Regions from separate parts of the Homo sapiens genome. Here region 2 is linked to region 1. Evidence: read pairs that join two places in POLR2A ChIA-PET (ENCODE). Cell type or tissue: PC-3. All regions are shown on one strand.

Region 1 (8,000 bases):
GTTTTTTTAAAAAAATAGCCCCCCAAAATCATAACAGGTCAGGCGCAGTGGTTCGATCCAATAATCCTAGCACTTTGGGAGGCCAAGGCGGGCAGATTGCTTAAGCCCAGGAATTCGAGACCAGTCTGAGCAACATGGTGAAACCCCATCTCTAAAAAAATACATACAAAAATTAGCCAGGGGGTGTGCACTTGTTGTCCCAGCTACTTCAGAGGCTGCAGTGGGAGGATCACTTGAACTGGGGAGGTCGAGGCTGCAGTGAGCCATGATTGTACCACTGCACTCCAGCCTGGGTGACAGAGTGAGACCCTGTCTCAAAAAATATATATATAACACTCCAAACTCAGTGTTAGGGACATACAAAGCTTAACTAATTGAAATTTGCTGAGTTTTAAAACATAGTTCTCGAGCATTTATTATTTACTATATGCCAGCCACTGTGGTACATGCTTTATGTGGATTATCTCATTTACTCCTTGTCACAATCTTATCAAGCATAATACAATTAGCTCCAATTTATAGATGTGGGATCTGAAGCACAGAGAGATTAAGTAACGTGCCCGATGTCATTGCTGAAAAGTGTATCACTGAGATAAAGTACATCCCAGGACTTCATCCCAGGTAGTCTGACTTCAGACTTTGTGTCTAATGGTTAAGCTATACTATCTCACTTTTGCTGAACTTTAAAAGTGTGCTTAAAGCAATACATGACTTTCCACAATTTGCCGCAGAACAATTATTGCACATTCCTTTCCTCAGGGTGTGTTGGTGGCTATGATTCCTGCCTGCCAGCCTCAGCAAGACAAAACACAATCAGAGAAAAGGTGGATGGTTCACTCTTAAGGGAAGTAGTGGATTTGGGTTTGTTTCAGTAATCGTCTCTGAATAATGGCATAACCTTCTCTCAGATTTTTAATTTGATCTAGTTTCATTGCAGTGAAAGGAAGCTTTAACACTTGGATCAAAGAAAGTATTTGTATAAAAGCAGCGAATGTAGTTTTGAATGATAGGGTACTTGTACTCTGAATAGTAGTATACAATATTTGAACTGTATGAGGCCTTTTTTTATTCTTTCTTTCTCTCTCTCTCTCTCCTCCTCTCTACCTCTCCTCCTCTCTCCCTCTCTCCCTCTTCCCGTCTCCCTCTTCTGAGTCTAGCTTTGTCTTCCAGGCTGGAGTGCAGTAGCCTGATCTCGGCTCCCTGCAACCTCCACCTCCCAGGTTCGAGTGATTCTCCTGCCTCAGCCTCCCGAGTAGCTGGAACTACAGGTGCACACCACCATGCCCAGCTAATTTTTTGTATTTTTAGTATAGATAGGTTTCACCATGTTGGCCAGGCTGGTCTCGAACTCCTGACCTCAGGTGATCCACCTGCCTTGGCCTCCCAAAGTGCTGAGCTTACAGGCATGAGCCACTGCACTTGGCCTGTGTGAGGTCTTTAAATAACCCTTCCCTATCCTCAAAAATGCCCATCAGCTTAGTTTATGCATCAGTAACACTACAGGTTGAACATCCCTTATCCAAAATGCTTGAGATTGGAAGTGTTTCATATTTCAGGTTTTTTTTTGATTATGGAATATTCGCATATATATAGTGAGATATCTTGAGGATGGGACCCAAGTCTAAACACAGCTTTTTTATGTTTCCTATACCCACCCTGTGTATAGAGACTGAAGGTAATTTTATACAATATTTTAAAATAATTTTATACATGAAATAAAACTTTGACTGTAACCTCTCACATGAAGTTAGGTATAGAATTTTCTCCCTGTGGCATCTTGTCAGCACTAAAAAAGTTTCAGGTTTTGGAGCATGTCGGATTTCAGATTTACAGATCAGAGATGCTTAACCTGTATCATCGTATATATAATAATTGCCACTCTTTACCTAGGCCTTGGTGTTTTCTGTGTGACATCTTTCCAGTCCCCATTTTGACTGCAATAAATTTTTTTTTTTTTTTTTGGAGACAGTCTCGCTCTCTACAACCTCCACTTCCTGGGTTCAAGTGATTCTCCTGCCTCAGCCTCCTGAGTAGCTGGGATTATAGGCATGCGCCGCCACGCCCAGCTAATTTTTGTATTTTTAGTTGGGACGGGGTTTCACCATGTTGGTCACACTGGTCTTGAACTCTTGACCTCGTGATCTGCCCACCTCAGCCTCCCAAAGTGCTGAGATTACAGATGTGAGCCACCATGCCCGGCTGACTGCAATAATTTTTTATTCTCTTAATTACTTACTAACTAGAGTACCAGCTGTGAGATTTTGCTCTTAAACATCCAGTCACATCATTTTCCCAATCATGCAAAGAAATGGTAATATCCTTAGTGATATTCACAGAGCATTGTGAATATCTGCCGATCAATGCTAGACTATTAAAAGGAACGTGAATGTCAGGGTACATTCCTAGTGTTTTAAGGTAAAAGTCATTAAAGGATACTACTATATTGTTTCACAAAATGCCTCTTGACCATTATCAGAGATAGATTCTAAGCTAAACGGAGCAGTTATATGTTAGAACTGACACAGAATTCAGGCGGTGTGATCAATTGAATAAAATTTCTCAATCAAGGTAATTTCCCCAGTCTTTGGCCCATGGTTATTACAAAAAAAAAATTTTTTTTTCTTTGAGACGGAGTCTCGCTCTGTCACCCAGGCTGGAGCGCAGTGGCGCGATCTCGGCTCACTGCAACCTCCGCCTCCCGGGTTCACGCCATTCTCCTGCCTCAGCCTCCCGCGTAGCTGGGACTACAGGCGCGTGCCACCAGGCCCGGCTAATTTTTTGTATTTTTAGTAGAGTCGGGGTTTCACCGTGTTAGCCAGGATGGTCTCGATCTCCTGACCTCGTGATCCGCCTGCCTCGGCCTCCCAAAGTGCTGGGATTACAGGCGTGAGCCACTGTGCCCGGCCACAAATAATTTTTAAAAAGAAATAATACCTCTTCACAGCTACTCAGGAGACTGAGGCAGGAGGATCATTTGAGTCCATGAGTTCAAATCCAGCCTGGGTAACATAATGAAACCCCATCTCTGGGCCGGGCACGGTGGCTCACGCCTGTAATCCCAGCACTTTGGGAGGCCGAGGCAGGTGAATCACCTGAGGTCGGGAGTTCAAGACCAGCCTGACCAACATGGAGAAACCCCGTCTCTACTAAAAATACAAAATTAGCCTGGCATGGTGATGCATACCTGTAATCCCAGCTACTCGGGAGGCTGAGGCAGGAGAATAGCTTGAACCCAGGAGGTGGAGGTTGCGGTGAGCCGAGATTGTGCAATTGCACTCCAGCCTGGGCAAAAAGAGCAGAAACTCCATCTCAAAAAAAAAAAGAAACCACATCTCTGAAACCCTTAGTAGTTACATGTAAACTGTCATCTCCATTTTAGAGCTTAATGAAGTTGACAGGTCTTAAATTAGGTCTTATGAATGTGCCTGTTACTGTCTTTAAATACTTATAAATAGCATCACCAAGTTATTTAATGGGTAGTTTTTAACTATAGGTCACTTGGCTTTCACGGATGACAACGATAAATAGAACTTTTTGTTCTTGTCTAGCTATATGGATTCATATGTGGCAGCAGAAAGCTTCATTTATATTGAGTGAGATTTTGTAGGGAATTACATGGGGCGGTATGTTTTGATTTGGTTTTTCTCCTTAACTATAAATATATCTTGAAAACTTTTTGTGTATCAGAAGGAATTTTAGGTCAGACATGGTGGCTGGCGCCTGTACTCCCAGCATTTTGGGAGGCCAAGATGGGAGGACCAGTTGAGGCCAGAAGTTGAAGACAAGCCTGGGCAACATAGCAAGACACCACCCCCACTGCCCCCCCAGAAAATTTAAAAATCATCCGGGCTTGGTGGTGTGTGCCTGTGGTTCCAGCTACTCGGGACACTGAGGTGGGAGGGTCGCTTGAGCCTGGGAGGTTGAGGCTTCAGTGAGTCATGATTGGGCCACTGCACTCCAGCCTGAGCAACAGAATGAGACTTATTTTTTTCTTTTTTCTTTTTTGAGTTGGAGTCTCACTCTGTTGCCAGGCTGGAGTGCAGTGGCCCAGTCTTGGCTCCCTGCAACCTTCGCCTCCCGGGTTCAAGCAGTTCTCCTGCCTCAGCCTCCCGAGTAGCTGGGACTACATACATACGCCACCACGCCCGGCTAATTTTTGTATTTTTAGTAGACACGGGGTTTTACAATGTTGGCCAGGATGGTCTCAATCTCTTGACCTCATGATCCGCCCACCTTGGCCTCCCAAAGTGCTGGGATTACAGGGGTAAGCCACTGCGCCCGGCCAATACTTTTTTTTTTCAAGCAAAACTTTGTAAGACTCATGTGACATCAAACGTAATAATAAAAATTTTTTGAAATTCACACGGAAAAATACTAAAATTTCCGTGTTACATCATGAATGCTTTAATATTACTTTAAAATCTTAGTATATTATAAAGACACACAATTCACAATTGTCAACTCACAGCACATCAGTCTAAGTACTCCTGATTATGCTAATGTTTATTTTCTTTATTATTGCTTTTACTAAAAATAAGCTCTTAGCATATTATCCCTTACTAAAAAGAAATGAACTGTCAAGCATTAAAAGACATAGAGGAAAATTTAATGCATGTTACTAAGTGAAAGAAGGCAATCTGAAAAGGCTACATATTGTATGATAAAATGTGAAAAAATATATACAAGCTCAATGATGTTCAAACCTACAGTATTGGTGAATAATAACCTAAGCAATTTAATACTCCAGCTTAGTTCTTATAACTCCTATTATTCACTATGACATGAGTCATATAAACTTTATTAGCTTTAACTACACTTTCCTCTGAATGTTTGTCCTCAAATAAGATTGGACTTGTCTCAGAACTGCTTTACCACTCTTGTGACCTTTTTCAGTTAAGTGACAATAAAGCTGTTTTTCAGGCTGAGACTTAGGGGCACTCCTGCTTTTGGCATGCACTGTCTCATTTAATCCTCACACTAATATTATAAGGTAGATGCAACAGCCCCCATGTTACAGAGGAAAAAATAGAGGATCAAAGAGATTAACTTGCCAAAAGTATGGCTAATAAGTAGGTGAAGCATGCTGAGAACTTAGGGCTGCCTTAATATCCATGTCATTCTTCCAACTCTTTGGCAACAGTTTTCTAATATGAGTTCTTTACCCCATTAATGCTGTGAAACTAAGAACACCATATTTTAAGTGGCTTAAAATTCCAAGCAACCAGAATATGGCTAGTGTTACTTTCCTATTTTATATGTGCCTAAAGTAAAGTACATCCTTGGTCATTTCATAACATGTATAACAATTGCTATGATTATTTGAGCCACGATAGAATTCTATTCTAAGAGCTTGGCAGAGCTAGAAGAACAACCTGCTCTTTGGTAGGGAGTATTGCAGCACGCTTCTTGCAAGGACATTCAGTTTTCTTGCCTGAAAAGCAAACACACCACTATTTGTGTAGTCACCAGTCTAGGCAAGGGAGGAACAATGGTTTTAAAAATACACCCAGAAAGGAACTAGAAGATACTTGTATTAGGTGGGTAACCTTACCTTCCATTATCGTAAATAGTTGCTCAAGCTTCTTCACAGTAATGGTCTGCATTTCTTATGTAGCAAAACCTCTGGAGATTTTGAATGTTTTTGATGGTCAGAACTAGAGAACTTCTCTATCCAATCTCTTCGTTTTAGGTAAGGAAACTATATAGGTCAGCAAGTAAAAAGTCTAATCGAAGGTCTCTTGGAAAAATCATAGCAGAACTGAAGTCTCTTGCTCCTTTCCCAGTGCTCTCTGATTTTATATTACTCTGTCCCCACAAGGAATGTTATCTCAAGGTAAGATGGTTTTGTATAGTAATGGTTATCTCTGAAGCTCATGTTGTTTAAGGCCTGACAGATAATCCTTTTGTAGTATGAGTCTTGTAGTTTTGCTAACGTCTTCAGTGATTTAGTGTGACCCCTCTGAGCCTAGATCATATTTTCCTTCCCCTCCCTACACTCAATGATTAAAGTACGATATTCTTTCTAATTGCCCATTAGCCCCCTGCTGCTCTTGGAATCCTTAGACTTCTGTGGGCTTTTGGAACTTCTGCTGTTAGGTTTCATGAATAATAGTCCCCTTTCTGTTGAGTTTCTCTGGTTACATCATTTTATTTACCAATGTATTGCTTTTTAATATCAGTAACATTGAATATTAAAGTAGGTGATAAAATGGATCAAGCAGGAAACTTGACCATTACAAATCGATGCTAACTAAATAACCGAGATAACCACGATGCAGGTTGCCGATTATCCAGGACCCTTTTTTGATCTCCTTTGGAAAGGGAGTCATCAATTCTGTCCTTTTTCCTTAACTTTGAAAGTCCATCCTTCTTTGGCAATAGTCTTCAAGGGTTTTATTTAGCTCCCTTTTACTAAAAACAAGCATCACAAAATCTCATCTGTTTTTTACAAAGAAGCCTGGAGTAATACCCTGATAACTATAGGGGAATAATGTCATCAACAGAAGAATAGAATTTGGGAAGCTGACCTTATCACAGTCTATGAGATTAAATGTCTTGGGCATAGTAGTGTAGCTAGAGAAAAGGGAAAAAAAAAAAACACTAATTCTCTTAGTTTCTTTGTAGTTCTCCGTGGAAAACTCCTTTACCCACATTGGTACCCTTTTGGTTTTGCTGCTATGGTGGTTAGAAAATTAGAAAGCAGAAGAATCACCTCCTGTTTTTAGAAATACCCTAAAAAATGGCAGGCCATCACTGGGCCTTGTACTTCTAATGGCCAAAATGTATAGCAACATAAAGTGTCTAGAAGAGAATTCTCTAAAATACAAGTAATCACTGTAGGTGATTTTTTAAAGAAGCACAGCACGTGGAATTGTAGTGTTGAAGACACCATGCTGGGTATCACTGGAATAACCCCTGTGCTGCCAGCGTTGATGTGAAATAGAAGATGACATCTTAAACCAATTACTGTACTGCAACCTAGCGTCATACGAGGCCATATACCAGGTTCAGAGGAAAGTAACTTGACTTCAAGCTCATGTTATAGGGAAAGATGTGGATTTTATTAGAGTAGAACATAAATAGGCTTAAACAGGAGGAAAATATTCTAGCCGTTAGGATCTGTAATTGCTCAGAAAGGCAGGAAGTATTTTACTTTGGGAGATGAAGAATGGACCAGTCTGGCCAGGGCAGTGGGTTTCACATTCAAATCCAAAGATATGAACTACAGGGCAGTAGAAGGCAGGGCTCTGGGCACACTCTACAGGGAGGACGGCTTCAGTCATGGTGCATACACACGATGGGCTCTGGGCACACTCTACAGGGAGGACGGCTTCAGTCGTGCATACACACGATGGGCTCTGGGAACACTACAGGGAGGACGGCTTCAGTCGTGCATACACACGATGGGCTCTGGGAACACTCTACAGGGAGGACGGCTTCAGTCGTGCATACACACGATGGGCTCTGGGCACACTCTACAGGGAGGACGGCTTCAGTCGTGCATACACACGATGGGCTCTGGGAACACTACAGGGAGGACGGCTTCATCGTGGTGCATACACACGATGGGCTCTGGGAACACTACAGGGAGGACGGCTTCATCGTGGTGCATACACACGATGGGCTCTGGGCACACTACAGGGAGGACGGCTTCATCGTGGTGCATACACACGATGGGCTCTGGGAACACTCTACAGGGAGGACGGCTTCAGTCGTGCATACACACGATGGGCTCTGGGAACACTACAGGGAGGACGGCTTCAGTCGTGCATACACACGATGGGCTCTGGGAACACTCTACAGGGAGGACGGCTTCAGTCGTGCATACACACGATGGGCTCTGGGCACACTCTACAGGGAGGACGGCTTCAGTCGTGCATACACACGATGGGCTCTGGGAACACTACAGGGAGGACGGCTTCATCGTGGTGCATACACACGATGGGCTCTGGGAACACTACAGGGAGGACGGCTTCATCGTGGTGCATACACACGATGGG
Region 2 (8,000 bases), 1.3 Mb after region 1:
CTGCAGGGGATAACCCAGCAAATATATGATCTGGAAGAAAGCATTCAGGCAGCAGAAATGAGCGCCAAGGCCTGACGTGGAGGATGGCAGGTGTGTTCCAGGAGCTGTGAGGATGTCAGTGTGAGGACTCTGTGGCAGAGTAAATGACAGGAGGGTCGGAGAGACCAAGAAAGGGCTAGATAGGCAGGCCATGCTGAGCATGATACTTTATCCCTGAGCGAAATAGGACATAGTTGAAAGTTGTACCTAGAAAAATAGTTTGATTGGACTAATGTTTTATGAGGATCACTCTATATGCTTTCTTGTAAGTAAATTACAGAGAGGAGAAGATTGACATGGGAAAAGCAGTTAAGGGTCTTTGCAGTAATTTGATGAGAGATGATTATGTGTTGGAATAGATGTTATTACGGAAGGTGCCGCAAGATGGACAGATTTTTGTTATATACTGAAGGCAGAGCTGTTAAGATTTGCTGTTGGATTATATATGATGTGCTATAAACAGGAAGAGCCATGAATGATTCCAAGGTTTTGGATCTTGCGAACTGGCAAAATGTGATTGCCACTTATATTGATGAGGAAAGCGACAGTTGAAGCAGAAGAAGGGCACAGGGTTTTGGATATGTGGATGTTGCGATGAGTGCTAAATATTCAAATGTTGCTATCAAGTGGGCAGATGAATGTACAATAGGGAGTTTCAGGGTAAAGTTCAAAGCTAAGCACATGCATTGGGAATCAGTCAGCATATGAATGGAATTTTATCAAAGCAATGAACCAGCCAGCACCCGGGTAGATAGGGAGTGAGGTGAGAGAGAGAGAAGAAGTCCAAGTCTTGGGACTATAGGTTTCTCCAGTGGTGGTGGTGGAGGAGAAGAGAACAGCAAAGAGGATCAAGGAGTAGTGAGCAGTGAGGGAAGGGAAACATGGATGAGTGTTACCTTTGGAAAAGGGAGATTTTCCAGCACAAGTAGATTCTCAGTGTTGAGAGATACAGAAAAATCATTGAAGATGAACTCTGGGCCGGGCGCGGTGGCTCACGCCTGTAAATCCCTGCACTTTGGGAGGCCGAGGCGGGCAGATCACCTGAGGTCAGGAGTTCGAGACCAGCCTGATCAACCTGAGGAAACCTTGTCTCTACTAAAAATACAAAATTAGCCAGGCGTGGTGGTGCATGCCTGTAATCCCAGCTACTCGGGAGGCTGAGGCAGGAGAATCACTTGAACCCGGGAGATGGGGGTTGCAGTAAGCCAAGATCATGCCATTGAACTCCAGCCTGGGCAACAAGAGCAAAACTCCATCTTAAAAAAAAGACAAACTGACAAGTAACCATTCATCAACACGGAGGTCCCTGGGAAGATGGACATGCGCAGTTTGGTTGGGGTATGGTCACATCATGATGAAGAATTGAGTTTAGGAGAGAAGGGGTAGGGAGAGGAATGGGATACAGACCATATCAAAAGCCATTTCACAGATCTCTTTTGTTAGAAATGAAGCAGACCACTGTGCCGGAAGAGGAATGGCTTGGGAATACATGACCTGTTAGATTGTGTTAAATGCACAATCCATGGAGACCTACCTTTCAATCTCTGTTATTTACCTCTAGAGTTTGGGAAGACCACATAAACTCTTTGACTCTGAATCTACTCTTGTGTAATGTAGGGATGACAATGGTGACCCTCAGGGTGGTTACATAATAAAAATAATGCAATGCGCAGTTACGTGACCACTCAGGTTGGGTATCAATAAAAATTCACTAGACCGGGCGTGGCAGCTCACGCCTGTAATCCCAACATTTTGGGAGGCTGAGGCGGATGGATTGCTTGAACCCAGGAGTTCGAGACCAGCCTGGGCAACATGGCAAAACCCCTTCTCTACAAAAAAATACAGAAAACTAGCTGGGCATGGTGGTGTGTGCCTTCCCAGCTACTCAGAGGGCTGAGGTCAGGGGATGGCTTGAGTCTGAGAGGTGGAGGCTGCAGTGAGCTGTGATTGCACCACTGCACTCCAGACTGGGCAACAGAGCGAGACTCCGTTTCAAAAAAAAAAGTAGTTCACTGTAAGTGTTTAAAGGCAAATAAGTATAGTGGTAGTGGTAGTAGCAGTAGCAGTAGCAGTAGCAGTAGAAACAGTATTTGTTCTGATATTAAAAATCAAACTATATTAACATGTTAGTCTGATTTTGCATTGCTATAAAGAAATACCTGAGGCTGGGTAATTTATTAATATAAGGAAATATGCTTTATTTTGGCTCATGGTTCTGTAGGCTGTACAGGAGTCATGGTGCTGGCACCTGTTTCTGGTGAGGCCTCAGGACACCTACAGTCATGGTGGAAAGCAAAGGAGGAGCCAGCGTATCACATGGCAAGAGGGAAGCAGTGAAGTGGGGAGGCCCCAGGTTCCTCTTAAACGACCAGCTCTTGCATGAACGGATAAAGAACTCACTTATCACCAGTGGGATGGCACTAAGTCATTCATGGGGGATCTGCACCCATGATCCAGCACCCCCCACTAGGCCCCACCTTCAACATTGGGAATCACATTTCAACATGAGACCGGGAGGCGATACACATCCAAACCATATTATTTATTAACTTACTACTTATAAGCAATGCTAATAAGGAAATGCACTGAATATTTTACATCCCCCCTTCACTGAGGTTTCATATCTAGATGTATTTATTTATTATGTATATGGGTCAAATGTCTCATCAATCTCACTGGGACTTCAGAGTATCAGTATTTTTTATTGTTATATAACGCATAACTACAAGCTTATGTGCTTAAAGCCATACCATTTAGTAGCTCATGGTTCTGAAGACCAGACATCCAAGTGGGATCAGCTGGCTCCTCTGCTTAGGTTTTCTCAAGGCCCAAATATGGGTGTTGGCCAGGCCAGGCCAGGCTTCTGTGTAGGTCGGGGGAAGAACCTTACCTCCAACCTTATTCAGGTTGTTGGCATAATACAATTCTGTGCAAATGCGGTACTGAGATTCCTGTTTTCTTGCTGGCTGTTGGTTGGGGGCTATTCTCAGCTCTGGAGATCACTCTCAGCTCTAGAGGTCACTCGTTTGTCTCTTCATGTGACCTTTCCATTTTCAAAGCCAGCAAAGAGATATCAAATCCACATCTTATTGACCTTTCCTGCTGCCACCAACCCAATAGCCAGAGAAAACTTTCTGATTTTACAGGACTTGTGGGATTTGATTAGACGCACCTTGATAATCTCTCTCTTGTCATATAGTGTAACATACTCATGAGGCTAACACCAGGGTGTGAAGGTCATGGGGTCCATCTTAGAATTCCGCCTACCACAGTAATATAACTTTGGAAGTAGTGGATTTAATATTAATAAAATTCTATAGATTTTTAAGAAAAAAATTCCTAAGGGGTTTATAAATTTTATGTTAAATGCAGAAGATCCTCCTAAGTGCACTCAAATGCTTTGGATGTAAGCCAGACATGGTGGTGTGCACCTGTAGTCCCAGCTGCTGGGGAGGCAGACACGGGAGGATTGCTTGAGTCCAGGAGTTTGAGGCTGTAGTGTACCACGGCTATGCCCATGAATAGCTCTGCACTCCAGCCTGGGCAACATAGCAAGACCCCGTCTCTCTGTCTCTCTCTCTCTCTCTCACGCACACACACACACACAAATGCTTTAGATGTAAATGAAAGGAAACTAAATGATAATTCACTTGGTTTGTCGTCATCAATAGTTGTTTTTTTTTGGGAAAGTTAAAGAGTTCTGGGTTACGCAGAGGTAACAGTGGAATATACCAGAAAGTTATAAAGAATAAGAATAATAAAGTAATAAAGAAGATTTCACCTGTAAGGTGAAATACTGATTTGTTTTCTCTAGGAGTTAATAGAGAGAGAAAAGTGAGGAACTGTGGGACTATTCTTTTCAGTGGTTTCCTAAGTTTCTACCAGTCCTTTCTTTCCTTTCACCTGGTCCACCACATTCTTTCCGCAGTGGATGTAAAGCTGGATCCCGCCACGGCGCACCCGAGTCTGCTCTTGACCGCCGACCTGCGCAGTGTGCAGGATGGAGAACCATGGAGGGATGTCCCCAACAACCCTGAGCGATTTGACACATGGCCCTGCATCCTGGGTTTGCAGAGCTTCTCATCAGGGAGGCATTACTGGGAGGTTCTGGTGGGAGAAGGAGCAGAGTGGGGTTTAGGGGTCTGTCAAGACACACTGCCAAGAAAGGGGGAAACCACGCCATCTCCTGAGAATGGGGTCTGGGCCCTGTGGCTGCTGAAAGGGAATGAGTACATGGTCCTTGCCTCCCCATCAGTGCCTCTTCTCCAACTGGAAAGTCCTCGCTGCATTGGGATTTTCTTGGACTATGAAGCCGGTGAAATTTCATTCTACAATGTCACAGATGGATCTTATATCTACACATTCAACCAACTCTTCTCTGGTCTTCTTCGGCCTTACTTTTTCATCTGTGATGCAACTCCTCTTATCTTGCCACCCACAACAATAGCAGGGTCAGGAAATTGGGCATCCAGGGATCATTTAGATCCTGCTTCTGATGTAAGAGATGATCATCTCTAAAATTCTGTTCCCAAGATGCAGTCCTAGCGTAGCGAACGTTCCTGGAGTGGGGTGAAGGATATCAATATACTAAGTTTTAACAGATACCCCATTTAGGTCAGCACTTGATTCGTTGTTGCTGTGAAATATGTCCATGGGACAAAAGAGGGAATATGAAATATTTGCATATGGGAAGATTATAGAGCATAATAATTTTGTAAATGGAGCAATCTCAACCTCTATTTCTAGATCACATTTTCTTGATGTCTTCCTTCAAATTAATGACCTTGGATTACATAAGGATTTCTATGCATTCATTATAATTTGTTATTCCTTTCAATATCCTTGTATTTCAAATCTTCCATATAAGAATTAGACATGGCAATTCTTAAATTGATTCAGAATGGTCTGATACTATTCCAGTATCACCTCCTTAATTCTGTTTCTCCTCGTTTTCCTGATTTTCCTTCTCATTCTCTCCTTCCCCGCTCTGTCTCTCTCTCCCTGTCACTCTCTCTCTCTTGTTCCTTATTTTTTGTTTCTTACCTCTTACTGTTTAACCTGTTGCTTCCTTCTGGATTAATACATTTAGAGCCATTCCTTTATATGGTCACATTTCCTATGACTTTACTCAATTACTTTTAAAATCCTTTCTATTCTGAGACTAATTTTTAAGAATTACAAAGCTCATTCTTCTGAATCTAATATCACTAACTCCTAGACTTTTTCCGTTTTCTTTGGATACACTTTAAGTAGGAATTTATCAGAATTTTCATTCAACTCGTTCTTTAATGCAGATATTTACTAGTTATAAGACCTTAAGGCTGGGTGCAGTGGCTCACGCCTGTAATCCCAGCACTTTGGGAGGCTGAGGCGGGTGGATCACAAGCTCAGGAGTTCAAGACCAGCCTGGCCAACATGGTGAAACCCTGTCTCTACTAAAAAAAAAAAAAAAATAGAAAAATTAGCTGGGCATGGTGGCAGGAGCCTGTAATCCCAGCTATTCTGGAGGTGGAGACAGGAGAATTGCTTGAACCCTGGAGGCGGAGGTTGCAGTGAGCCAATATCTCACCACTGTACTCCAGCCCAGTGCGAGACTCCATCTCAAAAAAGAAAAAAGACCTCAAACAACACTTCTCTCTCTCTTTTAGCTGCTTGTTATGGTTCCTATACATGGAACAATTATACTGGCCTCACTGTGTTATGGTAAATATTTAAGGTCATATTTGATATTGCTGGTTTGAATTCAGCTTTTCCATTTAAATACATTATAATGATGATGATGAAATCATGATAATATTTAACTTATTTTTAAAGTATATTCTGTACCTTTCCAACAAAAAGGTTAAAAGTCATTGAAGGCTAACCTTACTGCCTTCTTTGTATCACTGTCTTCTAAATAATTATTATGTCTGGGTACAGTGGCTCACGCCTGTAATCCCAGCACTTTGGGAGGCCGAGGTGGGCAGATCACGAGGTCAGGAGATTGAGACCATCCTGGCTAACACAGTGAAACCCCGTCTCTACTAAAAATACAAAAAGAAATTAGCTGGGCGTGGTGGTGGGTGCCTGTTGTCCCAGCTACTTGGGAGGCTGAGGCAGGAGAATGGCATGAACCCAGGAGGCAGAGCTTGTAGTGAGCCGAGATCGCGCCACTGCACTCCAGCCGGGGCAACAGAGCAAGACTCCATCTCAAAAATAAATAAATAAATAAATAAATAAATAAATAAATAAATAAATATTACACAAATGCTAAAATGTTTAAATGGTAAATGCTTCAATGCTAACCAAATATTAATTAATGGCAAATTATTTAACATTATCTGATAATAATCTGCAGAAGGTTTAATTTTCCTCCTCAATTTGAAGTTCAAGATGTTTTTCTCTTCCAGGGAGATTTTTTCGACTGACATCTTTAACTTACCTTCCAATCATATTACTAACGTAGCCTTCTTCCTAGATTTTTTAATTGTTTGATCATGAGCGAACACTTCTACTCTCTGTGATAGATTTGCAAACAGAGGAAATAACGCATCCTCGTGTCCCTCTTCTTGGTGTTCCACAGGCCATGTGTGCCCTAGCCCTCGTTCATGCAAGGTCTGTGTAGGGAAGGTGGACTTCAGCTCAGCAACAGCATCCCTTCCCACAGGGATCAGGTGGGTGGCTTGAGATACCCCTTCCATGGGGCACCACCCATTCAGTGAGACGGGGAAGCCCTGGGTGGGAGGGAGAACACCTCCACATGTCTTCTACTCTCTCCATAGGATGGAATGAGTGTCCCAGTCCCAGGAGTATCCATTTCCCACTGTGTAGCCCAGTACTCTGGTCTCACTGTCTCTGCTGAATCCTGTCTCACTGTGCATATTATTGTGGTTTATATCAGTCAGTAAACCAATGTGAGTCTTCATCTCTTGCATTCTTAGGTTCATAGTTTTGTGTGTCTCCTGTAATGACTCTTCTCTTTCCCTTTCCAACTCCTGAAAGATTGCCACTATTTCCTCTGGAACTTTGTTTCGTTACCAGCAAAATCCTCGACATCCATACCCGTTTCCTGGCTTTCCCTCTCCTTTCCTCTGAATGGTAGTCTTTTATATTCAGCTGTCCACTTGACATCAAAATAGACATTTTGAACTCAATTTGCCTAAAACTTACCCACAAATTTCTCCCCAAGTCTCTCCCTAACTGCAACAACAAAAACCACAGGCTTCTCCCTGTCACTGGATGGCAACTCCATTCTTTTGATTGCTTAAGCCAGGCATCCGATTGAGTACTTTCTTGATTTCTCCAGCCCACATCCAGTCCATCGGCAAGCCCTGTTGGTCCTACCTTCAGAATATGTCCGGGGTTCAGTTGTCCTGGCCACCCTGCTGCTGTAACCATGGTCAGAACTCCATCCTGCCCCTCTGGATTATGACTTTCGTTTCCTCACAGTGGTCCTGCTTGGGCTCTAGGCCCTTCCACTCCCATTCTCTCTACAGCAGCTGGGCTGATTCCTTTAGCACCCAAGGATATGTTGGCATCACAGTGACTTAGATACCATCACAAAGACCTCCCATTCAACTTAGAGTGAAAGTCAGAATCCTCACAGTGAATCCCCAGGCCCTAGAGGATGTGAACCCCCAGGCCCTAGAGGATCTGAACCCCCATCCCTCCTCTGATTATCTCTCCCACCCCCACTTCCCTTTGCATTCTGCTCCAGCTGCCCTGGCCTCATGGCTGGGTTTCCACCAAAGCAGGCACTTCCCATCACAGGGCCATTTCCCCGCCTGTGGCTTCTGCTTGACATTCCCTTTTCCCTGATATCCCCTTGACTCATTATTCCCTTTCTTCCTTAACTCTTCTGAGATCCAGCTTCTCAGTGATACCACACAGCCCTACTCCCCCCAGAGCCCATCTAGAGCTCACCTTTCCAGTCGCCCTTGCCAGGCTCAGTGGAGGCTCTTTGTTCCCCATACAGTACGTGT

What was found. Peaks named below come from ENCODE experiments on the same cell type or tissue, not always from the same donor. Only the 100,000 strongest peaks of a DNase experiment are listed, where the experiment ranks them.
Region 2: POLR2A ChIA-PET joins it to region 1 with 18 read pairs; 2 of 35 experiments call an interaction of 5 or more read pairs at or near these places.

Annotation. Positions count from the first base shown.
Region 1 is chr1:246,612,569-246,620,568 of GRCh38, forward strand. The region is part of intron 2 of CNST (consortin, connexin sorting protein); the gene reads left to right. Among named protein-coding and RNA genes, the nearest start is that of CNST, 50 kb to the left of the region's middle. In PC-3, no CTCF peak of the experiment used is centred here; no DNase peak of the experiment used is centred here; H3K27ac peaks cover 522 bases.
Region 2 is chr1:247,871,933-247,879,932 of GRCh38, forward strand. TRIM58 (tripartite motif containing 58) reads left to right here. Exons shown (of 6, transcript NM_015431.4): 6 at 3,968-8,000. The coding sequence ends at 4,557. Among named protein-coding and RNA genes, the nearest start is that of TRIM58, 19 kb to the left of the region's middle. In PC-3, no CTCF peak of the experiment used is centred here; no DNase peak of the experiment used is centred here.